2 separate regions of the Homo sapiens genome follow, and region 1 is linked to region 2. A link is a loop called in an ENCODE intact Hi-C map of the cell type or tissue named here. Cell type or tissue: lower leg skin. All regions are shown on one strand. Each heading gives the region's core, and the rest is flanking DNA. Links, peaks and the distances in the headings are about the cores only. Region 1 overlaps ETS2-AS1 (ETS2 antisense RNA 1). Region 2 has its middle 32 kb from the start of ETS2.

Region 1 (15,413 bases), core at 3,815-11,814, 57 kb before region 2:
GTGTGGCTACACACAGTGGCACTTTCTAGGCTTCATGCAGGCTTGAAAACCTTCATTTTCCTTTCCTTATACGCGGCCACCGCATTTACCCTCCACCTTCTTTCTGAGGGAAGCCCCAGGAAATGTAGGTGCCCTGTGGAGCCTACAGGCCCTTTCAGTGTTCCTGATGCTTATGAAAATCCATTCTGGAATTTGTGGAAATGGGAGTTTGGATTGTCCTGAATGCCTTAGTCTGGGAGCTGGGGAGTTTCCAGAAACCAGCAGGTTGTTTTGTGGTGAGACTGTTTCGTATTAAGCTGTCAACGCTTCCCCACGATGAAGGCTAGAGGGTTAGAATGCTGGTAAGAAAAGATCAGGGGTAATGTGTTCTGAGTGGGGACAAAGACACAGTGACTGGCGTTCTGGGTACCTGGATCAATGTATTGAGCTTGACACGATCCCAGAGGTCCTGTGGGGAATAGTCTCAAAGAGGGGTTGGCTATGATTATGGTGAAACACAAGCCTGCTGTGTTCCCCTTGATTAATGGTCCTACCTAAACCACAGGCAGCCACTTTGTGGGTTGACTGATGACCTACAAGAGGCCATGGGGTAAGAGCCCTAAGCGTGGACCATGGTAATTAGCAAGTATGGTCACATTCTTCCTCCTGGAGACATGGATGGAGTCAGTCAGATGGTACAAGAAGAGAAAAAAGAAAATGCCTAGAGAGAAGCAGAAATCAATAGACAGTAGGAGATCCATACCAATGGGAGTGCCATAGTGAAGATCCAAGAATTCCTGATGTTAATGGGGCAACAAGCCAACAAGGAGCCCAGAGCCAGCTTCAGTCCTGAACAACCTCCCAAGTCTATCCTCTATGGAGCCTGTAATACATTAGGTTCTGTCCTACCCCTGTATACCTTATTACTAGATGGCTCCTTAAATAAATCATAAAACCCCAGTTCTTAAGATGACACGAATGTGCCTATTCCTTTCAAATGAGACGAACCCATGTATTTACCATACATGAAAAACTAATGCCAATGGCATAATCCCACGTAACTTTTCTGATTGATTGGGGTCCAGGTTCACTAAAAGAGTCACTCAAAAGCTTTCTAATCTATTTCCTTACTTGTTGGCTGGGTAAGTGTTACATTTGGGAAATAGAAGAAGAAGGTGATTAGAGGATAGAGCTGGGGCCATTGGCCTCGTGTAGGCACAATTCTTCACAGCTTTCACAGGATAGGAAAATGTAGGGTTAAGGGCTGCTTTCCAAATCGTTTTCCCCTGTTTGCCATTGCAGCTTTTCCAGACCACTTAATTTGATTTTCAGTGTTCAAAATCTTGCTTATAAATCTCCCCTGAGTGGAGAGTTGGGTAGGTGGAAGGAGGAGACGAAGAGAGAATGTTCACAATGCTAATATCATGGTTATACGGTGGACCCTTGAACAACACAGGTTTGAACTCTGTGGGTCCACTTCTAGGCAGATTTTTTTCACCTCTGCCACTCTTGAGACAGCAAGACCAACTCCTTTTCCTCCTCCTCTTCCTCAGCCCACTCAACATGAAGATGACAAGGATGAAGACCTTTATGATGATCCATTCCCACTTACTGAATAGTAAGTATGTTTTCTCTTCCTTATGATTTCCTTAATAATACTTGCTGTCCTCTAGCTTACTTTATTGTAAGAATACAGTGTATAATATAGATGACATACAAAATACATATCAATTGATTGTTCATGTTATTGGTAAGACTACTTGTAGGCTATTAGTAGTTAAGTTTGAAAGAGTCAAAAGTCATATGTGGATTTTTGACTGTGTGTGGGGTCAGCACCCCTAACCTCGACATTGTTCAAGGGTCAGCTGTATTTATTTAAAGAAGCATAGAAAAGAATACATTTATTCACTTGATAAACATTTGTTGAACACCTGCTATGTGACAGGTTGAGTCGTAGGTGCTTAAGAGAAGTTAGTAAAATGAGCAAAGACACCTGCCACGGAGCACTTATGTTGTAGCAGGAGGAGCAGGCAATAAACAAAAAATAAAAGATAATAATATAATAGATAATACATATAACACAATAAGGCAATAAACACAATAAGATAAAAAAAGTCACAGTATGTCAAAGGTGATGAGTGCACTGGAAAGAAAGGAGTGCAGAGAGAGGAAGGAGGGCATAGGCCTTGCCTGTGAGAGGACAGATTGCAGTTTTAAATAGGAATGGTCAAGGTTGGCCCTTCTAAGAGAATGACCTTTATGAGAAAGCCTGCAAGAGGTAAAGGAGTTAGTCGTTGGGGTGTCTGGGAAAGGGGGTTCAGGCAGGTGGAACAGCCACCACAAAGGTGTTAAGGCAGGAGCATCTGACATGTTCAAGAAATAGCAAGGAGGCCAGTGCAGCTTGGGTCTTAAGGGAGGGGGGAAAGTAGGAGGCTGGGGCAAAGGAGGAATGCGGGGGCCAGACCATGTAAGGTCTTGGGAAGAATGAGAAAAATCAAAGATGCCCTCGAACCTGAGCAAAAAACCAAAAGCAAAAACAAAAGCCATAATAAGCATATTGGCACTTGATTAATTTAATTCCTTATTGAATTAGTAATTCTCATGGTGGGGGAGGGAAACTATATATCATACCCCCTACCCCTGCCACCAACCGGGGAACATCTTTACACCATTCCCCTCCTTTTAACACCACTGCCTTATGGAGGCATCTGTGCTAATGGGCAGATACTTAATGTGCTCCTTGCAAATATTAGGGCAGGGAAAATGTTGAAGACGTTTGGTGTAAACACACCAAATTTAACTGACATAATTATTGCCTAATATGTGTGTCTTCATCCATTTGGGCTGCTATAGCATAACACCTTAGATTAGGTAATTTATAAACAACAGAAATTTATTGCTCACAGTCCTGGAGGTTGGGAAGTCCAAGATCAAGGAAGATTTGTGTCTGGCAAGGACTTGTTCTCTGCCTTGTTGCTGTGTCCTCACATGGCAAAAAGGGCAAGGAGGCCCTCTCAGGCCTCTTTTATAAGGGCACTAATCCCATTCATGAGGGCAGAGCCTTCAAGAGCAAATCACCTCCAAAAGGCCCCACTTCTTTATACTATCACACTGGGCATTGCATTAGTTCATTTCCACCTGCTGATAAAGATATACCTGAGACTGGGTAATTTATAAGGAAAAAGAGGTTTAATGGACTCACAGTTCCACGTGGCTGGGGAGGCCTCACATTCATGGTGGAAGGCGAAAGTCACGTCTTACATGGCAGCAGGCAAGAGAGAATGAGACCCAAGCAAAAGGGGTTTCCCCTTATAAAACCATCATATCTTGTGAGACTTATTCACTACCACGAGAACAGTCTGGGGGAAACCGCCCTCATGATTCAGTTATCTCCCAACAGGTCCCTCCCACAACATGTGGGAATTATGGGAACTATAATTCAAGACGAGATTTGGGTGGGGACACAGCCAGACCATATCAGGCATTAAGTTCCAACATATGAATTTTGGGAAGACACCAACATTTGGATCATAGCAATGTGAAAACTCTTTTCTAAGGCAATTTTAAATTTTTGTCATTTATATTCCCACAAGGTATCCTGAGCAGAACTACACCAGATAACATGGTAGAGTTTTTTTAAAGGTTCTTAAGGGGTGTATCTTAATGTAGCTAATAAATATCCCAGTAGGGCTTTCCATGTGTTTGTTTCAAATCATAGAACCAATTTAAACTCCACCCCTTTTGGATGGGGCCAGACTCATACAAGGAGTGGTGACTATATGAGTTAATGTGGTTTTACTACTCAGGAGGAGAGATTTAGCTGTCATTTTAGACCTCATTTAAAATATTATAACTTCCTTCTCATGTTTCTAATATTCTATCTTGTACAGTAGTTACATTTTTGGATTTAAAATCCTCCCTTTTGAGCCTTTGTAAGCTAGTGTAGAGATTCATGATGTGCGATGAGTTACAATTTTTATGAGGCCCAACTTTGAGTCTCAGGCACTACAGGAATGGGCCCCAGAGGTGGGTTCCTGTTTTCACCTGGCATCTGGCGTCACTGTGGCTTCATCATCCCATACTCACCCTGACCTCCTCCCTTTCATGCGAAAGTGAACATTTTATTGTGAAGTCCTGTTCTATGGTGATATTAACAAATTTGAGGAATTTTGTAGTCCTTGCAATGCAAACTCACAACTGTCAAATGTCTACTGTTTCTATTTTTACCTTTTCTGAGTATTAAAAAATGAAGTATAATTTAAGTACAACAAAATGCACAGATCTTACATGCTTAGTTTGATAAGTTTGGACAATTGTACACCTGTGTAACCATCATCCCAATCAAGATTCAGAACACATCCACCACCCCAGAACTTCCTCTTCTCTCCCTTTCCAGTGAATTGTTGATCCACCCCCACAATCTTGGAGGCAGCCACTTTTTGACTTCTATCACCATAGCTTTAACCTCATAGAACAGTTTTGCCTGTTCTAGAGTTTCAAACAAATGAATTCTTCCAACATGTATTCTTTGTGTGTGTGACTTCTGTCTCTCAAAGTGGAGTTTTTGAGATGTGCCCATGTTGTTGCACCTATTAGTAACTTGTTCTATTTAATTGCTCAATAGTATTCTACTGTATGACTATACCACAGTTTGTTTACCCATCCTCCTGTTGATGGACATTTGTCATTTTGGGGAAGAAGGCTATTGTAAATAAAGCAGCTATAAACATTCTTGCATACGCTTTCTGTAGACATAGGTTTTCATTTCTTTGGGGTAAGTATTCATACCTAGAAATGGAATTGCTGGGCAATAGGGTAGCTTTAAGAGAATTGCCAAACAGTTTTTTAACATGATTGTACCATTACTCTCCCCTAGTAATATAAGATAGTTCCGGTTTCTCTACATCTTGGCCAACATTTGGCATTGTCAATCATTTTTATTTGAGCGACTCTAGTGGGTGTGAAATGGCATCTTGATGTAGTTTTAATTTCCGTTTCTCTGATGACTAATGGTGCTGAGCGACCTGTCATGTGCTTCCTGACCATTCCTACATGTTCTTCTGTTAAGTGTCTGTTCTTTTGCCCATGTTTAAAATCAGGTTATTTGGTTGCTCACGTTAATTGGTAAGAGTTCTATTATTTATTTTTGTACTTGTCCTTTTCCCTGGTTACCTTCTAAGTTCCTTGAGATATTTTATCAATTCTCTCTACAGCGTCCAGCACAGTGCTTTGTAAATAGCAGGTGCTTAATAAACACTTATTGGATTATCAGCATAAAGTAGTAACCCTGCCTGTACAGTGGAACAACTTGTTGATTTTATTAACAGAATTCAGTAAAGTTTGGGCATTCAATTTTTGGATTGGCAGCGTCTCTTACTTTTCACTTTTTGAATTGGACATTACTCTTTTCCAGTATGTGACCTTTTGCCAACATTCAGGCTGCTCATTTCTAAATGCTTTAAGCCAATCTGGCATACAGTACTTGATTGTGGAAACTGTCATAAACTTTATAGTTAATTTTTATAAGACTTACTTAGGAAGATCTGAAGTTTTCATGATAGGTGATCTCTTCGAGAAGTTGAAATATTTATAGTCTTGAAAATAGAATGTTCTGTACCATCACCTTCTGTTTTCCTCCTCTTCTGAAATTTATGAGACATTTCTTAACCAAGAACCAGAGCCCAAGGGGCAGACAGAAGAAATATAAATAGTTTTATTTGAAGATAAAGATGGTGAGCATCGACAAAAAGAATATCTGAGGCTTTTTAAACCTTGTCTCCTTTCCAATTTTGTCAGCCAGAAGCATTATAAATGGGTGCTCCACTTTGAAAGAACACCTGCAATGATGTCATCTTTATGTTCTTAAATTAGTTCTAGACAGACTGGCCAGCTTGGGTAAGCCAGAGCAACGTTTCCATTCTCATCCATTTGAACTTTGCCTCAGACCTATGGCTCCTGTGTGCTAACCCCATGTTTTAGAAAAGCTCTCATCCCCAGGGTGATTCAGAAATCTTGAAAATCATATGTAGCCAGTGAATTTATTGGTTAATTTTTTTATCTCAAGTCAACTCAACAAATTAAAATTCTTTCCTGATCTGATCTCAAAAGTAATACTTGCTTGTTGTAGATAATATAGCATGAATGCATACAGAAAATAAGGTTGATCTAAAAATTGATCTCACAAAAATAATTACTATTAAAATCTCATAGGTTTACTTGCCATTATTTTTGTTTTTATTTTCTAACATTATATCTAACCTGTAGTCTATAAAAAAAGAATCATAGTGAATATATTCATGGATACTGGGCTTTGTTTGTTTTTTTATTTTATTTTATTTTTTTCTCCAGAGTGATTTTCACTTACTGTTACAGATTTTTACCGGCTGTGTAGCATTTCATTTTGTTCTGTTTGTTGATTATGTTTGTATTGTATCTCAATAGTTTTTTTTTCTTCATGTTCTGAATAAGAATGAAATCTTTTTCACCAATGAGAGTATATTTTTGTTTGCTTCATGTTGGTGTATGGAAAAGCAATGGACTGTTGTACGTTTATTATTATTTTTTAATCTGGTCCCTTTACTTTGTTTTTTTTTTCAATTCAAAGTGCTTAGAGTTGAATCCCTTGGGTGTTTAGGTTATCCAGCCATGTTGTTAGTTTATAATGAACTTTTAATCACCTCCTTTCTCTTAGTTATGGTTCATAGTTCTACTTCCAGTCTTATTACATGACTCTGATCTTCTTGAGCAAGGTGAAATAGTAGACACACCTGCCTTGTTTCTGGTTTTAACAGGAATACTTTTAATGTTTCATATGCTGGCCACTTGTTTACGTTTACATAATTATGATGTGAAAGAAGTATCCTTGAGTTCTCATTTTCCCTAAGGATTTTTAACAATGTGAGAATGTGTTTTAGGTGTTATTTAATGCCCTTTAAATCCTAATAAATGTGGGGACCGCTGACATAAAGTATTATAACGTTGAATTTTCTAAAATTGAATGCTTTTGCATTCCCAAGATAAGATATGCTTTCCTTGATCATGATAGAAAATTCCTTTAGGATACTATTTATTTTGCCGCTACTTTATTTAGGATTTAAAAATTACTCCTAAGTGAGACTAGCTCATGATTTTCTTTTCTTTATTGCATTATCTTTGTTAGGTACAGAAATCAAGATTAATTTAGCTTCATGAAATCGATTGTGTAGCTTTCCATCTTTTTCTATTTTCTAGAAGAGTTGATACAACCTGATTCCTCAAATTTGTGAAAGAAACTTTTGACATATGTTAATTGTATTTTAAATTTCTTTTGTGGCTAGTAATATATTCACATTTAAATTTTTCTCTTATGTCAATTTTGGTAACATGCCCAGAAAAGTGTGCTTAATTTTAAGATTTTAAATTATATTTTGCAAGGTAGAATATCATAATCTCCTATCACTTTTGTTCTCAGCTCAGTTTAATTTTAAAAACTTTTTATTATATAAAATTAGAGAAGATAGTACAATTAACTATTGTCCCATCTTCTAGCTTCAACATTAGTCAGTTCATGAAAACTTCATTCTACTTATATCCCCATTCATTTTGTCATTCACTGCCACCCCCTCTCCCATTATTTTGAACAAATTCCACCATCATAATTTCATCTTTAAATATTTCATCATGTAGCTCTAAAATATATGGACCTAAAAATAGTGAAAATATCACTACCTACCTAAAACGTTGGCAATAATTTCTTGATGTCATCAAATATTCATTCAATGTTCATGTTTCTCCAATGATCTTTTGCTTTTATACAGTTTGAGTACATACATTATAATCAGTTGATATGTTGCCTCCATTTCTGTTATTATACCTTTCTCCTTCCAACTCTTTTTTCCCTTGACATTTCTTATTTCTGATTTCTTATTTGCCCATTTTTCCTGCTTATGTTTATCGGAAGCTTATCATTTTGCCTTTCTCTTTTGTTATTTGTTCATTTTTTCTGTTTTCTTAATTATATTTGCTTAGGGTTTATTATATTTTTTAAAGAGCCAAATATTGCACTACATCAAATTTGACACTATACTCCCAGCCTCCTCTAAAACATATTTATCTTATTGCAATTGTTTTCTTAGAATCCTTTCTTATCTCACCAATCATGTTTATCTTCTCATCTGGTTGTCTTGGCTCGTCTTACTTTTTAAAAAACTGATGTTAATTTTCCATTCACCTTTTTTCTGTTTTCTGTGTAAGAGCCTGTGGAAAAACAGTTAAGACCCCTCAGTGGCTGGGCAGTGGGAGCTGCAGATCAGCCTTCAGTGGGAGACTGAGCCCCTTAGACTTCAGTAGGGATCAGCTGAATGGGCCCAGAGGCCACCTACACCTATAGCCCAGTCTGCAGCCTCAGCTTGGAGAGCAGTCAACTCAGGAACTGGAGCAGTCCATTCTCCCTGAAATTCCTCCCTGGCCACAACCTTTTCCGCAGCAGCTGCTCTTCCCTTTCTGTCTCTTCAGGATCTCTGTGGAACTGGAGATCAGACATGGCCTTCCATGGGTGTCACAGGGGTGCCACCATGCACAGAACTTCCTGGGCCAGCATCGCCTACATCAGACCTGTGGAGTGAGCTCGTCTCCATTTTTCACATGTTTTAATCCCTCCTCAAAGCTCTCAGACATTTAAACTACTATCAATCCCCATTCACTGAGCCAGACTCTTGTGGTGTTAGTGCAAAATGTGCTCCTTGTGGAGCACACAACCTGCCATCTTTCTGTCTTTAATGCTCATCTTCTTTCCCCTTCCTTTGCAGCCTGTTCTTTGGTTTTGGTTTCTGATTTTGTTTCATGGAGTTGCTGTCTTTGTGTATTCTATTAGTGATGGCACACTGTTTCGAAAATAATTTACTTCTGGTATCTCTAGTAAATCATTTTGAGTTTCCAAAATAATTTATTTCTGGTTTGTGCAGTAAATCATCTTCAAAAGTCTCTCCATCCCCTTCTGAGTTGTTGGGGTTGTTTTTCTTTCAGTTTTTAAAAAATATTTTATTCCCAATGGCACATATTGATGTTTTCCTTTTAGATTTACTCTTAGAAGAAACATTTATCTAGCCTTGATGATGGCCTACGTAAGAATGTGTTAACTTCCCTATCTTTGTTAAGGAGGTCACTGGTTATGGCTCATAGTGGCAGACAACAGAATGCACTCTGGTTACTCTGAGAAGAAAATGATTTATCAGATGATACGATGATTCTTACAGAACTTCACCAGGACCCAGGAAATAAGATTTGATTGCTGCACACTTAGAAACAATGGCAATCAAGGGAAATGCCCCATCTTACATGGAGCTCTTCTAGTGGAAACACCATGGTTGCCACCACGTACTGCTCCGTACCTAAGTTTCTAGGAACCAGACTCTGGAAACTCTTCTAGAACTGCCCCAGGAGAACCAACGTGTCTGTTGCTTGCAAAGACCTCCAGTGTCCCTGAGCCTGGCCACTGCCTCCCATTGCTCAAACCCTCCTAGTCTCGTATGTGGACATCTGCTTGGAAGAATCTCATCCACGTACAAAATCCTGGCTCTGGTAAGTGGGGTTTTTAGTTTTCTAGCATTGTTATATCAGAAGCCTCACTAGAATCAAGCAGGAATGGCAGTGGAGTCAGCGAAAAATCTGCCGCACTAAAGAAGTTTAGTGATGGTTAGAACTCCTACAATCCCAGGTCTAGAAGGCCTTCATCCATGGTAGCTTTGCTATACAGGAGTGGGTCTCCTATCACACAACTGATTTCCTAGAACTCTGTGCCAAAGAATGATATAAAAAAAAAATCACCAATCCCTTCTTGCTCACTCTAGAGCTCCTCTTGCCTTCATCTTCCCTAAAAGAAATTTATTTTCTCAAATGAAATGTGTTACTAACAATTTCTCCCTAAACCCTTCACACCACATCACTCCCCTGATCCCTGCACATCTACTAGTTTTCTGAGAGTTTTAGTATCAAGGTGGAAATAAAAATATGTGGGGAGAAAAAGGAGAAGGGAATTCTGATCATCAACACAGTAGAGGACCAGCTGCACAGTTTCTAGGTTGGTATAGATCCTGGGGGCATGAGCTGGGGGCAGAATCGATGCTCTCGGTAAATTAGCTGACCCGTTTGAGGACATTTGAAATAAATTACTTCTAAGCAGAATTCTAGAGGCAATGTGCTATGATTTCATAAAATTATAGCCATTTATATATTAGAGACTTTTTTCTTTGACAAAAATGCTGCATGGCTTTTCAACAAATGGTGCTGGAACAATTAGATATCTACATACAAAAGAATGAAGTTGGGACCTTACCTCATAGCATACACAAAACTTAACTCAAAATGGATCATAAAAAAAATGGATCATAGGCCTCTTACAGAAGTCTAGATGTAAGAATTGAAAATGTAAGATAAAATGTAAGATATACAAATAGTCAATAGCACGTTGGAAAGATGCCCACCATTAGTCTTTTGAGAAATGCAAATCAAAACCTCAATGTGATACACGTCACACCACTAGGATGGTTAAACTAAAAAAAAAAAAGACAATAACAAGTGTTGACAAAGATGTGGAGAAACTGGACCCCTCATTCATTGTTGGTGGGAATTTAAATTATGCAGTTGTTTTGGAAACAAGTTTGGCAATTCCTCAAAAAGTTAAAGTTACCATATGACCCAGCAATTCGGCCCCATGAGTACTGAAAACATATGTTGATGCAAAAACATCTATGCAAATGTTCAAAGCAGCATTATTCATAATAGCCAAAGAGTCAAAAAGCCCAAATATGCATCAACTGATAAAAGATAAACAAATATGGTACATCATTCACCATAAAAAGGAAGGCAGTACTGATACATACTAAACATGGATGACTCTTGAAAACAGTACATGAAAGGAACCAGTCACAAAATGTCACAAATTGTATAATCCCATTCCTATTGCATGTCCATAAAAGGCAAGTCCATTGGGACATAAAACAGATTAGTAGTTGCCAGGAACTGAGGGTAAGATGGGGAAAGACTGCCGATGGGTGCAGTTTTTCTTTTTAGGGTGACAAAAATGTTCTAAAATGAGAGAGTGGTGAGGTTGTATAACTCTGTGAGTACATTAAAAACCACTGAATTGTAAACCTTAAAAAGGTGAATTTTGTGATAGGTGAGTTAAACCTCAATAAAGCTGTTATTTAAAAAAGTAATGCATGAGATTCCTATTTGAATGTCACCAAGAAGATTGTTCACTTGACACAGATTTATTCATGGTACACTCATTATATGAAGTATAGTCCTAGCCTCAGTAAAAATTTAAAAAAATTTAAAAACAGAATATATAAGTGTTTCAAACTCAACAGATTTTAGGAAGCAAACTCAAAAAAAAATCAGAAGAAAGGAGATAATAGATAAAAGCAACAATTAATGAGTTAGAAACTTAAAAAACAGTAGGTATAATACATTCAAATTTAGTTCATTAAAAAAACAACAAAGCAGACAAACCTATTTAAGAAAATAAGGGAGAAAACACAAATATAAAGAAATGATAAGGGAGAAATAATTATGGAAACAAAGGGAAGTGAACAAAATAAGGAGGACTTCACCTCAGGCCATGAGGAAATAGCAAGACATGAACTTCTTTTCCTATAAAAAGCTTCGAAACAGGACAAAATAGATTAGACAACTGTATTCAGACATTGGACAATAGATAGCACAGTACTGTGATCCCTAACAACAGATAAACACCTTTCTACCTGGAGGCGTTTTTCAGACCATGGTCGCAGAAGCAGCAACCCGAACGGGGCCCAGTGGCCTCAGAGTTGAAAGGATAGAGATCAGAGTTCAAGGAGGCTGAACCTATAAGACATTGTAAAGATGATTTCCAAAGTGGAGGGAACTACCCAGAGAAACCACTGCAGAAATTTGCAGAGGGTCTTCATGAGTGTTTGCTGAGTTTTAGGCTGTTCCTGTGCAGAGTGAATGTCAACAAAGATGGGCAAAGCATGACCAGTGAGCTGTGAGCTGACTGAATGCCCATCACACAAGGAAGGCAGATGTTTATGGTCTGGCTTGTCAGAGTGGAGAGTCCTCAGCAACACCCTGGAGTGGTCACTGAGTACCCCAGGGCAGTCACGCAGTACTGATAGGACCAAATTATTGGTGGAGCAACATTATTCTACATCTACCCTAGAAAAGCTTTAAACAAAAACAGGTCTCCAAGGGATCAGTCTAATCTTCAAATGACTTAGATGTTTTTCAAAACAAAGCCCACCACTCTATAAAGGGAAATGGCAAAATGCAAGCCCCAAAACATACCATTTATAGTATCCTGCTAAAAACTACAAGAAGCAAAAAGAAAACGTGAATAATAACTAGGAGAAATATTAACCATTAGAAGCAAATCAGAAAGGACAGAGTGATATGGTTTGGCTGTGTTCCCACCCAAATCTCATCTTGAATTGTAGTTCACATAATCCCCATGTGTTGTGGGAGGGACCAGGTGGAGATAATTGAATCATGGGGGTGGTTTCCCCCATCCTGTTTTCATGATAGTGAGTAAATTCTCACGAGATCTGATGGTTTTATAAGGGGCTACCCCCTTTACTTGGCTCTCATTCTTCTTCTCCCTGCCATCATGTGAAGAAGGATGTGTTTGCTTCCCCTTCTGCTATGATTGTAAGTTTCCTGAGGCTTCCCCAGCTATGCTGAACTGTGAGTCAATTAAACCTCTTTCCTTTATAAATTACCCAGTCTTGGGTATGTCCTTATAGCAGTGTGAGAATGGACTAATACACAGAGATTATGGAATTAGCAGACAAGGACCCTACAACAGGTATTATAAATACATTTAGGTACTTAAAAGAAAATAAAAACATAGTGAGGACAGAATTGAATAAATTTAAAAGAACCAAATGCAATTTCAAGTGATGAAAAATACAATAAATGAAATTAAAAAATTAGTGGAAGTAATATGAGTAAATTGAATAATACAGAAGAAAAAATTACAGGTTCACTGAAAGGTCACTGAAAATCAACTGACAAAAGGCAGATTAGTAGGAGAAAAAGGCATACAAACTTTATTTTAATGTGCATAGCACAGGGGAGTTGCAGGAGAATGATTGCCCAATAACCCAATGGGGTACAGATACTTATAGCCCCTTCTTCACAGGGGAAGGGAAAATGGGGGAAGTGTGGCAATCTGAGGGATAATAAATGATTTTTAGGTGGAAATAAATGGGCCTAATGGTCCGACAATGGTTAGTAAATTGGAAATTTACTAACCATTTGGAAATTGGAATGGGGCAGAAAGAAGAAATGGTTTGGGATTCTTCCTCTGTGATATGAATTTTAGTCTTCTCTGGTTAATAAAATTTCGAGGCAGGCAATTGTGTTCCTCTTTGGTAGGTCCAGTTTCTAGATAGATGAGGGAATTTTAGAGAACAGCTTTATCCTATGCTTTGGGGAGGACAGAGGACTGGGAGATGGGGGAAGGAGTTAGAACTTGAGCTGCTTCTTTAGATCAGCAATATTTTGGGGTGAAATATTGATTTTTTAGTCTCCTGTTTGAAGCTTTATTTTCAAAAGGTTTCACATATTAAAGTAGGATTGGTAGCTATGGAGAGAGAAATCAGATTAGTAATCCAGTGGCAAGCGATCTGTAAAGGGAGAAAAGAACATAGATTATGATGAGAATGAATACATAAAGAAAGAACAAATCTAAGCACTTTCAAAAATCCAATTAAACTAGTCTCTTATTTCTGGAAATTGGCCAGTCCAATTAAACAAGTGTGTTTCATTTTAAAAGATGGCATTGTAGATAGATTCTCAAAGCTAGGCCTCTATATATGATGTAGGCAAATAGAGCTTTAATAAGAGGGCTTTTATGGAAACAGAAACAAAAAACAAATGTTAATGGGTGAAATAATTTATAAACTAGTTTCTTTAGAGTCTGGAGGACAGTCAGTTGAGAAGATTAGTGGCAATCTGACAGATTTTTGTAGCCTGCATTTTGCGTGTAGAAAGTTTTGTCCAAATATAAGCTGTTGCAATAATATTCCTTCAAAGCCAAGTTGACTAGCTTCAGCCTCAGGAAAAAGGCAGTTTTAGTTTCTAATAATTCTAAGTCAGAAGGGTGGAAGAAAAATTGGAAACATTAGTCTGAGTGTCTCAGCCATATATTGGAGGAAAATAAAAATGTGTGATTCAGTCCAGATACAAAGCTCAGAAACAAATGGACAAGGCTAGAATGTAATAACAGGCATATGTGAAGTTTTTTTCTATGACATAATTTTTTCTCTCGAATCCTCCCATTTCAACCAAAGATAATCATAGACAGACTGTTTTGTTTAAGTTTAGTCTTTGACCTGATTATTTACAAAAGTTTAGTAAGAATGATGAATGACCTATAGGCTTGTTCTAAGTTGGCTTTGCTGGAATATTTTCATAAAGAATCTCAGATTAGACTTTTTAAAAAGCCCCTTGGCTTCCTAGCTATGTTAAGAAGTCAAGCCAAAAATCTGACTCAGTCTCAGACTGTGTCTGTAATACCTGTATAAATGGATGAATACCTCTTTTCTCAAGGTCCCTCAAATAACTTGAGGTTCATGGGCCTGTCATAAGGTGACATTCATTACTCACCACAAAATCAGGAAGCTTGTAAGGGAATCATGTAGACAAGGTACAAGGCCAGTCTCTCCAAGGGACATTTTATCAGCTCCACAAAAGTCAACTTCAGTCCTCAAAGCAATCTGATCATATCTAAAAATATTGTATTTCAGTCAGAGCCTTGGTAAAATAACCAGTGTTTCCAGTTGTGTCTTGTTATAAAAGAGAATGAGTTCTTACTGAACTTATGAAATAATTGTAAAGCCATAAAGTAAGAATACTCATGAAGAATTTCTGAATTCTGAAGGGATCAGGTAGAGAGAAAGGTAAATGTTTCAACTTTTTTCACAGAAATATACTTTGTCTATAGCTTTTACTGTAAAGCTATAGATAGCTTAAGAGAAAACAGTTTTCTTAACTCTCAAAAATAAAACTTGAAAAGGATAAGCAATGTTTCAAACAAAAGAATCATAAAAAATTATTTCAGTCCTTCACCATTTCAGCTCTATGTAATTAATTCTTGTTCTGCTTGACATTAGGTTAGCAATTTTATGAGTCAATTTTTTTTTCATTAGAGTTCTGGAATTTTAACCAGTCCAATGAATGGTATGTTCTCAAAGTTTTCTAAAAACCTTTTAACTTACTAAAAAGGTTTTTGAAATGATGACAACTTTTATTCTTGTTTATTGCATTTACATTTACCTGATTTACTCATTCTTAACAATTATATTTGAATTGCTCATAGAAAATAAAGCTAGCCATTTAAGTGATTTTTAATTTTAATTTATTATTTATTTTATTTCATTTTTTTCAGACAGGGTCTCACTCTGTCACCCAGACGG
Region 2 (15,413 bases), core at 3,159-11,158:
GTGAGGCCTCCCCAGCCATGTGGAACTGTGAGTCAATTAAACTTCTTTCCTTTATAAATTACCCAGTCTTGCATATGTCTTTATTAGCAGAATGAGAACAGACTAATACAGGACTGTACTGCTGAAAGAACAGACAAAAAAAGATCAAGCAAAATAGAAATTCTAGAAATAAGTTCCCAACTATATGGTCAAATGGTATTTTCAACAAAGATGCCAAAGCAATTCAACGAGAAAAAAAGGAAATTTCCAAAAACAGATGCAGAAATAAGTGAAATCCATATGAGGAGAGGGAAGAACCTCAATCCCTACCTCATACCATACAAAAAATTTATTCCAAGGTGGACCATAGGCCTTATCATAACACTAAACCTGTAAAACCTCTAGAAGAAAACTTTAAAAATATCTTTATGAATTTGGGGATGGACACATTTGTTAGCAGAGTCATAGAAAAAAATTTTTGGAATTCACCAAAATTTGGAATTGGAATTCACTAAAATTGGAATTGGAATTTGTATTAGTCCATTTTCACACTGCTATAAAGATACTACCTGGGACTGGGTAAAGAAAAGGGGTTTAACTGACTCACAGTTCTGCATGGCTGTAGAGGCCTCACAAAGGCGAAGGGGAAGCAAGGCACATCTTACATGGTGGCAGGAGAGAAAGAGAAAGAAGGGGGTAGCACCAGACCCTTATTAAACAACCAGATCTTGTGAGAACTCACTATCACGGGAACAGCATGGGGGAAACTGCCCCCATGATCCAATCGTGTCCCACTAGGTCCTTCCCTCAACATGTGGGGATTACAATTCAAATTATAATTCAAGATGAGATTTGGATGAGAACCCACAGCCAAGCATTATGAGAATTCACCAAAATTAAAAACTTCTGCCCATCAAAAGACATTATTAAGATATGAAATAGGCAAGCCGCAGGCTGGGAGAAAACGTCCATTCTTATGATTTTTTGACTTTATGATGGCTTTATTGGAGTGTTAAATGCAAACTCATGATAGTTTTGACTTACAACAGGTTTATCAGGATGTATCTCCATTGCAAATCAGGGAGCATCTGCATATATTTTTAAAAACTGCTAGAATTTAATAATAAAAAAAACAACCCTAGTTAAAATTAGGTAAAAGACTAAAAAGAGACTTTACCAAATAGGATATGTGACCAATAAGCACATGAACACCGTTAGTCATCAGGGAAATGCATATTAAAAGTGAGATAGGACTTCAGCCCTCTAGCATGGCTAAAATGAAAAAGATTGACCATTCCAAGTATAGCAGAGGAAGCCGAACTACTGGAACTCTTACATGTAGCTGGTGAGCACATAAAATGATATAACCATTTTGAAAAATGGTTTGGAAGTTTCTTATAATTTTAAATATATATCTATCCTATGACTCACAATTCAGTTCCTAGAGATATGAAAACATATGCCCACAAAAATCCTTGCACAAAAATGTTCATAGCAGCTTTATTCATACTAGCTCCAAAACAGAAATATGCCAAGCGTTCATGAACTGGTGAACCAATAACAAAATTGCAGTGTACCCATACATGACTCAGCAACAGACAGGACCAAAGCACCAATACACAGCAACATGCATGAATCTCAAAAGCATTATTCCGAGTGAGAGAAGCAGACACAAAAGTACATAGTGTATGATAACATTTATGACCTTCTCAAGGAAAACTAATTCATGGGGATAGAAATGAGAATAGAAGTTGTTTCTGGAATGGTGGGAATTGATCAGGAAGTGGCACAGAAGGAATTTTCTAGAGTGATCGAAAACATCTAATATATTGATAGTGATGTGAGTTACATAGCTGAATGCATTTGTCAGAACTGATTGATATGGTTTGGATCTGTGCCCCTGCCCAAGTCTCATGTCGAATTGTAATCCCCAATGTTGGAGCGGGGGCCTGGTGGGAGGTGATTGGATCATGGGAGCAGTTTCTTCCTTTGATGCTCTTCTTGTGATGGAGTTCTCACAAGATCTGGTTGTTTAAAAGTGTTCAACACCTCTCTCCTCTCTCTCTATTCCTTGTGCTCCAGCCACATAAGATGCATCTGCTGCCTCTTTGCCTTCCGACATGATTGTAAGTTTCCTGAGGCCTCCCCAGAGACTGTCGTGCTTTCTATACAGCCTGCAGAACCATGAGCCAATTAAACCTCTTTTCTTTACAAATTACCCAGTCTCAGGTATTTCTTTACAGCAGTGCAGCAATGAACTAATACACTGATCAAACTGAACCCTTACAATCTGTTCATTTTACTGCATGTAAATTAAACCTCACTTTTTTAAAAAAGGAAAGACCTTGCCATTATGGAGCTTGAAAAACTATTATGTAGTCATTGAAAAACAGATTTTTAAATTTTTCTAGTAACATATTAATGGCAACAATGTTACTTATTAAGAAGCTATATGATTATATATGACATGTTCTTACTTCTAAGAAAAATGTGGGCTTTAAAATATTGGTAAGAAATACAGGAAAATGCGATCAGTAATTGTATTAGTATGCTTGGGCTGCCATAAGTAAATACTATAGACTGAGTGGCCTAAACAACGGACATTTATTTCTCTCAGTTCTGGAGGCTGGAAGTCCAAGATCAAGGTGCCAGCCTATTGGGTTTCTGATGCGGGCTTTCTTCCCGGCTTGCAGATAGCTGCTCTCTCCCCTTGCTGTGTCCTCACGTAGCAGAGAAAGAGAGAGAGAGGGAGAGATTGTGTATATACAATATATATAATTATTAAATTATCTTTTTATGAGGACACCAATCCTATTCGATCAGAGCCCTACTTTCATGGCCTCAGTTACCTTAATTACCTCCATAAAGACCCCACCTCCTAATACAGTCCCATTGGTGGTTGGGAATTTCAACATATGAATTTTGAGGGAACATGATATAGTCCATTGCAATAATGATAATGATCTCTGGTTGGCGAGATTATAAGTAATTTTAATTTTCTTCTTTTTTTTTCATGTTGTTCTATTTTCCAAGAATGAGAGTGTATTATTTTTATCATCAGAAATAAACAATGAAAATTTTCTCTTTTAGAGAATACTATTTTACAGCACTTTTCCTGCTCTCACTGAAATGGCTTCGTTTAGTTTTCTGTTGCTGCCATGACAAACAGTCACAAAGCTAGGGGCTGAAACCAATAACGGTTTATTGCCTGACAGTTCTGTAGGTCGGAAGTCTGGGACAGCTCAACTGCTTTCTCTGCTTTGGGTTCTGTAAGCCTGAAACCAAGATGTCAACCAGCTGGGTTCTTACTAAGAGGCCTGGGAAAAATCAGCAGCCAGGTTCATCTATACTGCTAGTAGTTTCCATGGTTGTGGGGCTGAGGTCCCTGTTTCCTTGCTGGCTGTCAGCTGGGAGGAGCCGTCAGAGCCCCTAGAGATCTCCCTCTGGTCCTCACATGTGGCCCCTGCATCTCAGGGCCAGTGAGCGTGCATGCCATCCATCTCAGGATCAGACTCCACTGACTTCTCTTCCTGCTGCACCCCTCTTCTGCTCCCAGCCTGAGAGTGCCCTACTGTGAAGGCCTCATGAAATTAATTTGGCCCACCCAGAGAATCCAGGACAATCTCACTATTATAAAGTCCCTAAATTTAATTACATCTGCAAAGTCTCTCTGACCATGTAACACAGCATATTCACAGGCCTCAGAGATTAGGGCATAGACATATTTGGGGGGCCCTTGTTTTGCTGATCACACACATTGTGTGTGAAATTAGAAATAAGGCATGTTGGTTGCACAACCAAGCACAAGGCTGTGCCCCCTGGGAGGTTCTCAGTTCCTTGACTGGAGTACAGCTCTTGAATGAACAAGACTGTTGTAGTCATCGCCTTTCGATAATGAGGGCAGCATTGTGCCAACACCTTGACAGAGTGATTCAAAAGTGGGTAATCTCTGTGGAGACATGATTCTCATGTTATTGTCTGGTCAGACAGCTTCACTTCATGGAAACCACCAACATTCTCATTTGTACTTTGATATTTCCACTGGGCACCTCTATCAGCAAACTGCTCAAATCTATTCATTTCCTCGGAAAGCTGTTCCATAAGTGCTAATTGAGTCTATCTTTTCAATACATTTAAAAAATAAGTGCTAGAGATGGTGCACAGAGTTAGGGAAAAAATGATGCTGGAAACAGGTGACTTTGAGGAGGGTTCATACACCACGGGGCTGTTCACAAAGGTGTGGGCGTAGGAAACTGCAAAGTAGAAAGCAAGGTGCGGTACACGCAATAATGACCCCCAAGAGGTCCACCTCCTGCTCCCCAGAACCTGTGAACATGCTGCCTTACTCGGCAAAAGAGACTTTGCAGGGTGACTGAGGATCTGGAGATGGGCAGACTGTCATGGATCACCCATGTAGTCACAGGGTTCCTCGAAAGAGGGAAGCAGGATCCTCACAGTCAGAGATGAGTGATGATGAAAGCGGAGGGTGGGCAGAGAGAGAGTTGAAGGTGCCACACTGCTGGCTCTCAGGATGGTGGAAGGGGCCATAAGCCTGGGAATGCAGGCTGACTCTAGGAGCTCCAGAGGGCACTAGCCCTTGACGTTAGCCCAGTGGGACTATTTCTGGACTCTTGTCCTCTAGAAATGTAAGATAATAAATATATGTTGTTTTAAGTGAATGAGTGTGTGGAAATTTCTTACAGCAGACACAGGTAATGAATACAGGCAGTAACCTGGGGCTCCCTGCAGTTCAGCTTCAGCACCTTCTAAGCCTCGAGGGACAAGGGTAGGCACTAGTTAGTGGAACCACAAGGAGAGCCATGGAGAGTCAGCCTTTGAGAGGAGCATAGCCTCAGGCCCACGGACACAGCCAGCTCAAGGCCAGCTGGTCAAAAGGGAGGCAGGAGAGCCCGGTGGCTCACGTCTGGAATCTTAGCACTTTAGGAGGCCAAGGCGGGCAGATCACTTGAGGTCAGGAGTTCAAGACCAGGCTGGCCAACACGGTGAAATTCCGTCTCTACTAAAATATACTAAAAATAAAAAAATTAGCCAGGCGTGGTGGCACGTGCCTTTAGTTCAGCAGCTCGGGAAGCTGAAGCAGAAGAATCGCTTGAACCCAGGAGGTGGAGGTTGCTAGTCAGCCGAGATCATACCACGGCACTCCAGCCTGAGTGTTAGAGTGAGACCCTGTCTCAAAAAAAAAAAAAAAAAGCAGGGATCAGGGGAGGCAGGAGAGTGAAACTCCAGTCTCCTTCTGGAAATCCCCATGGGATGAACCCCCAAGAAACATGGGGTAGGAATCTGTTTGTGGTCAACACCCCACAGGTCAGCGGCACCCCACAGGGTGGAGAAGGACAGAGGTTAGACATAAAGGCTGAACTGACCACACTGTACACCATGCAGTCATGAGACGTGAGAAGCGGGGTGCCCCTTGTGCTGAGTCAGAGGCAGATGCATGTCTCTGCGCCATAACTCTCAAGATCATGCCTTATTGCAGTGGTTCCCCAGCTTTGCTGAGCATTAGAATCATGAATGGAACTTGGAGAAAATATAGATGTCCAGGGCCCACCCAAGAGTAATGGAATCAGAGGCTCCCAGGGAGGGCCCCAGAGGTGTGCTGACTATTGCATTGACTTCCTAGCTGCCCTTTCTATAGTTCTTTTCCTGGCATAGCAACTCCATATCTTTACATTATATCTTGAGACTCAGTGCCTTACTTCACCACAAAAAATGTCCTTGAATCTGAGTCAAACAGATGAATCATTTGTCTATAATTCACAAGAACGTTGCATCATACAAACTTTAGAATGGACTCCTGTGAAATGATTTTCAAGCATAATATCTTCAGGTCCACAATAAATTAGAGGGGCCTTAACTTTAAACTATGCTTACACATTATTCAGCTTTTATTGGGACCTTCCCAAAACTGAGGTGGCTTACATTTGGCCTTTAAGAATATAGAATTGTCTTAACCAAAAACGTGATGTTCCCACATGGGCTAACTTGGCAAAGCAGTGGCGTTTCTTTGACTGTCCACGGCTGTATTTAGAGTTTGATTTGACTCATGTTGTCTATTTTCTCATGAGCTTCTATATTTTAGGAATGTTGCAGTTCTCTTTGAAAAGTTTGAATGCAAGTGACCCATTCATTCTGTGATCATATAATTTATTGTCGTAACTGAAGCAATTTTAAGAGTGAAAGGGAGCTATGAATAATATACTGGGCACAGCATGATACGCTGGCCCCAGCCAGGCCCGTCCAGGGCACTCAGGGATGTGTGCTCACCTTTGCTGTTCATGACCCGAGGTAGGAGACAAGGACCAAGGTCAAGGGCTGCTGCACACTCACCGCATGCAGGCCGAGGTCTGGCTTCATATGAAGCATGCTCAGGTCTTTGGTAAAAGGTCCACTCTGGCTGTGTGCAGACATGAATTGGAGGAAGTAATAGTGAAGTGGGGGCCTAGTAAGGGAGGTGGTTACCCAAGGAACAGAGCACTTGGGAAGAGGTAATGGTGGCTTACAGGATGGTGGTAGTCGAGATGGACAGAAAAGAGTAGAGGGGCTTTGCAGGGCGGAATTTATGGGAGTACCTGATGGATGGATACAGAGGAGTCAGGAGGGATTTCCAGATGTCTGGGCTGAGCAACCGGGAGAGCAGGGAGCTGCTGACCCACACAGGGGATTCTGGAGGCCAAGCATACCCTCCATGGTGGCTTCTCCAAGGGGGAGCTTCAGCCTACGGTTCCTCACACTTTTCTGGGACAGGTGGTATCCTCAGGACAAGACTCACCCACGCAGATGAGTGTTTCTGAGGATAATTGGGAAGACACCCTGCATATGTTGCACGCTGTTTCTCATGGTCCTGTCCTTCCTGCCTGATGTTGGGCTGCAGAACCCCAGTCACATGGTGCAGCTCACGCAGACCAGGCTGTCTGTGCCCTTGTGTCTTTGCCTGGGCTGTACTGTCTGCAGGAAATGCTCCTGTCCCTTCAACTTCCCCGGATCCTGCCCTGTATTTATCGAAGGATTCTTGCTGTTCCACATCTCATCCTGCTGTAGGCATCACCTGGGAGCAACCCGGGGTCTCAGCTCCTGCTGCAAGACCTGATAATCTGAACCTGCTTAGTGAAAGATCTCCAAGTGATTCATCTACCCCTTCATGTGTGAAAAGCATTGGAGGTAGCTCCTACTCATTCATCAGTGTTAAGCTCAGGGACCACCTCCTCCAGAGAGCCTTCCTTGATGTTCCCACCCTCCCCAGCCGGCTGCAGAGACAGTTGGAGCATGGGGCACAGCTCCAGCAATGCGCCGTGGCCACCTTAGTAGGCACCTCTAGCTCTAGTTTCTTCAGGTCCCAAGACAGTTCTTCACTGGGCTCAGATGACACCACATCCTCCTCCTTTTAGGTCCAGAGGTAAGACTACCTTTTCTCTAGTGCTAGCCCCTGGGAGTCTCACCATCTCTTGTCCAAGCCTTTATCTCCGCCCAGGAAACTGTCATACGAAACTGTGACAGCCCAGGAAACTTTCCTTTATCAAAGTCTCTTCATCTGCACCATTTGGAATGAACTGTTTCTTGTTGAAATCTTGTCTGATTCATCAGGCAACTCTCCTTTAGTGTATAGATAATTTAGTTGTCTTTTCTGTGTGTACAAATTGTGTACATACAAAGTTTTTCCTTTATTTATGTAAATATTAAAAAAACACTTTGTATCTCTCTTAATTCTACATTTTCTTCAGGTACTGACATAACAACTGAAAGTCCCTTCTCTCAACATTCGGGTGTTTTGTGTGTGTGTGTGTGTGTGTGTGTGTGTGTGTGTGTGTATGTGTGTAACAGAGAATGGGTTTGCCATCAATGGAAATCTTTTTGTTGATTATATAGTTTAGAAATGTTTAGACAACATTGTCTTAAAACATCAATGGTTAAGAAAAATATAAAACAAGAAACAAATAGTTATAAAATATCAACTCTCCCAGGTTAGTCAATAAATTTAGGACTAAACTAATACAAATATTAGATAGTTTGAATGTTATATTGTTCTTAAGTTTTTTTGCATTGTTTTTAAAAACAATTAAAATTTATTCAGGTAAATACTGTTACTTGTATAGATGTACAGTAACAGCTTGTGGCATTCAGAAATGAACTTTATCGTTTTAAACATCTCCACCCATCTCAAACATAAAAGGTGAACTTAAATAAAAATGCAATACTCATACCATGTAATTTAAAGGGTCCAGTGATGAGGAATTATATTTATGAGAATTACATTGATGTCTATATTTTAAAATACTAACGTAAAATTATAATGCTATACCAAACTTCAAGAAATCAAAATCGTGGCATCCCAAGTAACAATAGCTAAACTAAAAAGAGATAAATCCAGATCACTTTAAAGAGACAGCCCAGGCTGCTGTGTCCCTCTGTGGTCCCGCGCATTCAGGGCCCTACTTCTGGGAGAGTTGAGTGAAACCTGGTGGCCTGGGTCCCTGAGCCTCACAGCACCTCCCTCCTCCTTGCTGGGGACCTGATGACCCAGGGGACCCCTGCTACTTCTGGGCCTCTGTGGGCTGTGCCTGGAGAAGCAGGAGCAAAGGATCCCCCAGGGAAAGCCTGGAACTTGAAGTCCACGTCAGCCAGGATTGGCCTACTACAATCATCTTCTTTTCTTAGCTCCTGGAGCTTTCTCTCAGTGGACAGAACTGCCCTCCAGCTTTCCTGAGCTCTTTCCTCACAGATGATAATCTTCTTCTTCTTTTTTTTTTTTTTTTTTTTTTTTAGACAGAGTCTCGCTGTCGCCCAGGCTGGAGTGAGTGCAGTGGCGCGATCTCGGCTCACTGCAAGCTCCGCCTCCCAGGTTCACGCCATTCTCCTGCCTCAGCCTCCCGAGTATCTGGGACTACAGGCGCCCGCCACCGCGCCCGGCTCAGTTTTTGTATTTTTCAGTAGAGATGGGGTTTCACTGTGTTAGCCAGGATGGTCTCCATCTCCTGACCTCGTGGTCCGCCCACCTCGGCCTCCCAGCGTGCTGGGATTACAGACATGAGCCACCGCGCCCGGCCGATAATCTTCTTCTGACAGAAGGAAGTGGTCCTCTCCAATTCTTTGCTGATGTCTTTGGCCATCTCCTTGTAGAGGCTTCAAATCCGCTGTGTGTGTTCACGTTTCTACACATGCTGGGAAGTTTCTTCATCTCTAAGCTGTGTGTTTCCACCTCAGGTGATCTTCTCTGAAGTTGCACTATATGTTCTTGATGTGATTCAGGCAGGATTTGAAGCTTCAGCTGCAGGTTCTGGATCCCACCTGTGAGCCAGGATTTTTTTTTTTTTTAGATGGAGTCTTGCTCTGTTGCCAGGCACAATCTCGGCTCACTGCAGCTTCGACTTCCCAGGTTCAAGCAGTTCTCCTGCCTCAGCCTCCTAAGTAGCTGGGATTACAGGTGCACACCACCATACCCAGCTAATTTTTTGTATTTTTAGTAGAGACAGGGTTTCACCATGTTGCCCAGGCTGGTCTCGAACTCCCGACCTTAAGTAATCAGCCTGCCTCCGCCTCCCAAAGTGCTGGGATTACAGGTGTGAGCCACCACACCTGGCCCAGCTAGGAATTTTCAAATTGCAAAGATGCTTTCTCAGTTTGGAGGCATTTGATTTTTCCTGTGAGCTCTCATTCATTGCATTTTCTTCCCACAATTGCCTGGCTATTTCTTGATTTTTCTTGACTTTCACAGGACATATTTAAGTCACCATCACCCAGCAAAACTCTTCTGACTTACAGTTGGGAGGGCTGGGGCTGGGGGAGGCGGTCTTCATTTTCTGCTTTTCTCTTTAGCTCTGTTTTCTAGGTCTCGTCACCGTGGTCTCTAGGGAAATCTCGCAACTACATGGTGTCCAGCAGGTTTTCAGCCATAGATTTTAATTGGCTCATGGTATCTTTCATGACCTTTTTTATTTGTGCATTCAAAAGTTCCAGCTTTTCTTTCGCCTCCTTTTTCTGTACTCTTTGCTTCCATCTTGTAATTTCTTGGTTGAGCACTTCTGGACTTTCTGCAAAATGAGTGTTTTCATTCAAACCACCTGTTATTTTCTTCTGAAGTTTTTCTTCATCCTCCTTTGATCCTTTTAAGATGTGTCCTACATCAGTCACTTGAGAACATTTAGTAGGCTTGTTTTTTCCATGCTTTTCCCAGAAAGCCTCCTATGTCCTGCAGGGAAGACCTGTATTAATGGTTGACAAGCAGAGGGATTATAATGTTCAAGGTCTGGCCTCCATCAGGGGTGACTTGAAGGCTTCCTGGGCCTGTGCCTTGACTTCCATCCTTCTACACGTTCTGGCTGCCTTCTACATGGACCTCTTGATGGAAACAGTGTTTGGCTCAGTTCTTTTCGTGTGTCATAAAGTGTGTCATCTCTTGATGATTAAGATCACCACAGCAGCACAAACCAGGACCTCCCCAGGATGCCCAGGGACCCCCAGGTCTTCTCTCAAGCCATCACCAGCAGGGCAGCCCCCACCAGCCCCAGAGTGGCTGGAGAGACATTTGGGGACCAGCAGCCCCTCCGTGGCTCTGCCACTGCTTGCCAGTGGCCTAAGGGCCACAATGAACCATTCAGAACCCTGCAGAGTGTTCTGTCTCTAATGCAAACAAGCGCCTGGCAACCAGGACAATCAGCTGGGCTGCGGGAGGGGAGGCAGCCAGGTTCTACAAACAGTGTCCCTGACTTTGCTCTGCTCACTGCACAAATAATAATATACTAATGAAAAAAAAAAATGAAAGAGAACACAAACAAATGGAAAGACATCCCATGCTCATGGATTGAAAGAATTAATATAATCAAAATGACCATACTGCCCAAAGCAATCTACAGATTCAATGAAATCCCTATCAAAATACCAACATCATTTTTTCCCACAGAAATAGAAAAAACAGTATAAAAGAGTCTGAAAGGCCAAAGCAATTCTGAGAAAAAAGAAAAAGGCATTACACTATCTGACTTTAAAATATACTACAAGGCTATTGGTAACCCAAATAGCATGGTATTGGCATAAAAATAGACACATAGTCCAATGGAATAGACAAACCAAAAATAAATCCACATACTTGCAGTCAATTGATTTTCCATAAAAGAATGAAGAGCATGCAATGGGAAAAAGACACCCTCTTCAATAAATGATGCTGGGAAAATTAGATACTCACACATAGATGCATGAAACTGAACCTTTATCTCTTACCATGTACACAAATCAACCCAAGGTGAATTAAAAACTTGAGCATAAGACCTGAAAACATAAACTGGTAGAAGAAAACATAGCAAAAACACTTCAGGACATTGCGCTAGGCGAACAATTTATGGCTAAGACCTCAAAAACACAGGCAACAAAAACAGAAATAGAGAAATGAGACTATATTAAACTAAAATGCTTCTGCACAGCAAAGGAAACAATCTACAAAGGGAAGAGATGCCCTTTTGGATGGGAGAAAATATCTGCAAACTATTCATTTGGACAAGGAACTAATATCCAGAATATACAAAAACCTCAACAAAGTCAACAGTCAAAACAACAACAAATAATAATAATCCCATTAAAAAGTGGTCAAAACATGAATACACACTTATCAAAAGAAGACATATGACATACACACATATCAAAAGACGGGGACACACGGTTGATGGAAGTAAAAATCAGTGCAGCCACTACGAAAAACAGGATGAAGATTTCTCAAAGAAGTAAAAATAGAACTACCATGTAACTTATTTAGTGTTGAGGTGTATATGGGCTGTATTGTGTGCCCTCAAATTGATATGTTGAAGTCCTAACCCCCAGAACCTCAAAATGACACTGTCTTTGGAGGTAGGTTACTTACAGAGGTAATTGAGTTAAAATGAAATAATTAGATCTGGCCCTAATACAATATGACTGGTATCCTTATAAAAAGGGGGAATTTGGACACAGAGAGGGGCAAGGAGGGAAAGTGACATGAAGAGACACAGGGAGAAGATGATCATCTACCAGCCAATGGGAGAGAGGGCTGGAGCCAGCTCTTTCCTCACTGCACTTAAAAGGAACCAACCTTATAGACACCATGATCTTGGATTTCTAGCCTCCAGAACTGTGAAAGGATACATTTCTGTTGCTTTAAACCACCCACTTTGTGACACTTTGTTATAGTAGGTAGTCCTGGGGCATTGATACAGGAGACAGGGCATGGGAGGTGATGACCACCAGGAGGAGCAGAGACAGAAAAGGTGAAGCAAGCAAAAGGAGTGGGGTGTGTGTGTGTGTGTGCATGCGTGCACATATGCACATGTGTGTTAGTGTATAAGTGTGCGTGTGTGTGTGCATGTGAATACCTGTGTGCACACACGCACATGTGTGTATACATATGTATGTCTATGTGTGTCTCTGGAAGTGTGACTGCACACATGTATGTGCAAGTGGGTTGTGTGTGTGCATGTGTGTTCTTGGGATCCTGAACTGTCTTAATCCCAACTGAAGGGCTGATTTACAGAGACACTTAAGCACATGTGACCCCGGCCCCCATCACAGTGTTGGGTAGGGTGATGCCCTGTGGCCTCTTGTTGTGATACAATTGCTGACATGCAGCGATCAGGAGCAACTGGTTATTTTGGCTCCACCCACAGACATAGTTGAAGTGCTGGGCTCCACACTTCTCACTTTAGGGAGACTCCTATACCATTGCCTCTTTCCTCCAGGGCTCCTTCACTAGGAAGTGGCTTCCAGAAAGCGTGGGCAGCCTGGCTTCCAGTGATCTGCAGATTCCCAGAGGCTGATATTGAACCATGGTTGGGATTTGCTCTGGGGTCCATACATAGCTTGAGAAAACAGAAGCCCCAAGGTATGCAAATTTGACCCAAAATACAAGTCTGATTCCTGAGGACCTGAGAATTAGAAATGAGATGCTAATTCCTTAGGATGAGCTTCATCCAGAGGGTGGGAAGGCGTGGAGCACCTGCAGCACTATTGACAACTACTAGGGTCAACAGGAAGCCAAAGGAGGGTACCCTGTGAGGGAACATCCGGCCACTCAGCTGAGCTCCAGCCCTCTGAGCCCTCCCCTATTCCCAAGCCACAGTCTGCATCTCAGGCACAAGGAATCAGGGACCACGGATGAGTCAGGATAAGCCTCTCCAATTTCTTTTTAGGGGGTTCACCTCTCCGAGCTTCAGTTTCCACATCTGTAAAATGGGCATAATAAAACCAATCTCCCAGGGTCACAGGGAGGTGTAAGTGAGATGACAGATGAAAGTGAGCTTTGAAAATGGCGCCATATTTCCCAATTAACTAATTACATGCTTACACTGCAATGAAAAATAACCTCTTCCAGAACCAAATTGGGTGGAGTTTACCAGCAAATCATAAAAGTGTTTCTCATCAGAGCTTTACAGGCTACAGCAGACAGGCAATCTTTTTTGCTTAAGAGCTCATTTTTTTGTTTACTTATCTTCGTTTGCTCCCACCTCCACTTTCTTTCCTCCAACCAACCCACCTTCCTCCGGGCCACAGTCTTTGCTGGATCTGTGCTTCTGACCTTATGCCACTCAAACATACATGTGTGCTGAGCCCCAGGTCTATGTCTGGACAGTATGAAGCCATAGACACAGAAACAGCTAGCAAGAGTCAGATGTGGTAATCCCAGGCAGTTTTGCCATCTGAACATGACTTTGAGAAATGGGGAGGGGGCAGTTACTCATAGTACATGGAACAGAGGTCATGTCCATTCCAGTTGCCAAGATGTCATCACCTCAGCTATGACCAAAAATGGTCTTTCCCCTAATGTTAAATTTCAAGCAGAAGTCACATGTCCAGACTCCGCCCAGGAGTTACAAAAGAGTTGCACAATAAGGGGTTTCCCCCTGCACTGCTTCAAGACTCACCCTTCTGTTTTGCTGTTACAGAAAAGACAGATTAATATCTGGCCCAGATTATGAGATTCTTGCATCTGTTCGAACTCAGCTAGCTGCCAGCAGCTGCTGTAAATGAGGGCTGTGTGTTCTTTGGGTAGGAGGTTCCTGATAATTTAAAATTCAAATCAAGGGCTGTGGCCTCTGGTTTGTGGAAGGAGGAACTAGAAACTTGAAGGAGCCCTAGGTAGCATCTGGGGCAGCATTTATAATGACTTCAACCAAACATGACAGGGTTATTTTGGCCAGAGGACAACACCAGAAAACAGAAGACCAGGGTTTGAGTCTTGGTTCAGTTAAGTACTTGTTTCATCACTGAACTCTGCCCCTGGATTTCTTCTGATGAAAATGGAGACATGATTGTCTGGGATCCATATTTTCTTTGCAGATCCCCTGGCTCAAACACACCTTCCTTGGCGTGCTCTGTTCAAATAGCACCCCCATCCCAGGTTACTGACTTTACACAATCTTATACCCCCAATAGATCAATCCCCCCAACAGCCACAAATGACCTGGCTTTATGGAGGGGAAACTGAGGCAGAGAGTGATTAAATTGCATACCCAAGGTCACAAATAGTGCCTGACAGACCCAGTGACAGTGATAATCCAAGGTCCATCTCCAAATCACAACAAATCCTCCTGTTAACTTGCTTGATATTTCAGGAGAGGTGATGGGGCAGCTTGCTCCCTCTACCTCTTGCCACAGTTCCTGCTCCACTTCCTCTGGCCCTCAAGCCCTGTGCTCCCGCCCAGCAGCCCCATTAAAGCCTGAATCATTCCCAGTGACAAGTGTCCACCATGTGGAGTTCTGGAGCCCTATCAGGAAAGAAAGCTGGTAGGGTGTTATTTCTGAGGGCTCTGTTCTGTTCCATTGATCTATATCTCTGTTTTGGTACCAGTATCATGCTGTTTTGGTTACTGTAGCCTTGTAGTGTAGTTTGAAGTCAGGTAGTGTGATGCCTCCAGCTTTGTTCTTTTGGCTTAGGATTGACTTGGTGATGCGGGCTCTTTTTTGGTTCCATATGAACTTTAAAGTAGTTTTTTCCAATTCTGTGAAGAAAGGCATTGGTAGCTTGATGGGGATGGCATTGAATCTGTAAATTACCTTGGGCAGTATGGCCATTTTCACGATATTGATTCTTCCTACCCATGAGCATGGAATGTTCTTCCATTTGTTTGTATCCTCTTTTATTTCCTTGAGCAGCGGTTTGTAGTTCTCCTTGAAGAGGTCCTTCACATCCCTTATAAGTTGGATTCCTAGGTATTTTATTCTCTTTGAAGCAATTGTGAATGGGAGTTCACTCATGATTTGGCTCTCTGTTTGTCTGTTGTTGGTGTATAGGAATGCTTGTGATTTTTGCACATTGATTTTGTATCCTGAGACTTTGCTGAAGTTGCTTCTCAGCTTAAGGAGATTTTGGGCTGAGACAATGGGGTTTTCTGGATATACAGTCATGTCATCTGCAAACAGGGACAATTTGACTTCCTCTTTTCCTAATTGAATACCCT

Evidence for each region. Peaks named below come from ENCODE experiments on the same cell type or tissue, not always from the same donor. Only the 100,000 strongest peaks of a DNase experiment are listed, where the experiment ranks them.
Region 1: it touches region 2 in a loop (2.0-fold over the local background); 15 of 110 quality-filtered maps call a loop at or near these places.

What each region holds. Positions count from the first base shown.
Region 1 is chr21:38,888,085-38,903,497 of GRCh38, reverse strand. It overlaps ETS2-AS1 (ETS2 antisense RNA 1), which reads left to right. Exons shown (of 4, transcript NR_120405.1): 3 at 1,533-1,597. It also overlaps the pseudogene RPSAP64. Among named protein-coding and RNA genes, the nearest start is that of ETS2-AS1, 43 kb to the left of the region's middle. RefSeq lists an enhancer at 1-335. In lower leg skin, for the core only: no CTCF peak of the experiment used is centred there; no DNase peak of the experiment used is centred there.
Region 2 is chr21:38,830,111-38,845,523 of GRCh38, reverse strand. No RefSeq gene overlaps it. Among named protein-coding and RNA genes, the nearest start is that of ETS2, 32 kb to the right of the region's middle. RefSeq lists enhancers at 13,805-13,994, 12,984-14,183. In lower leg skin, for the core only: no CTCF peak of the experiment used is centred there; a DNase peak (open chromatin) is centred at 6,313.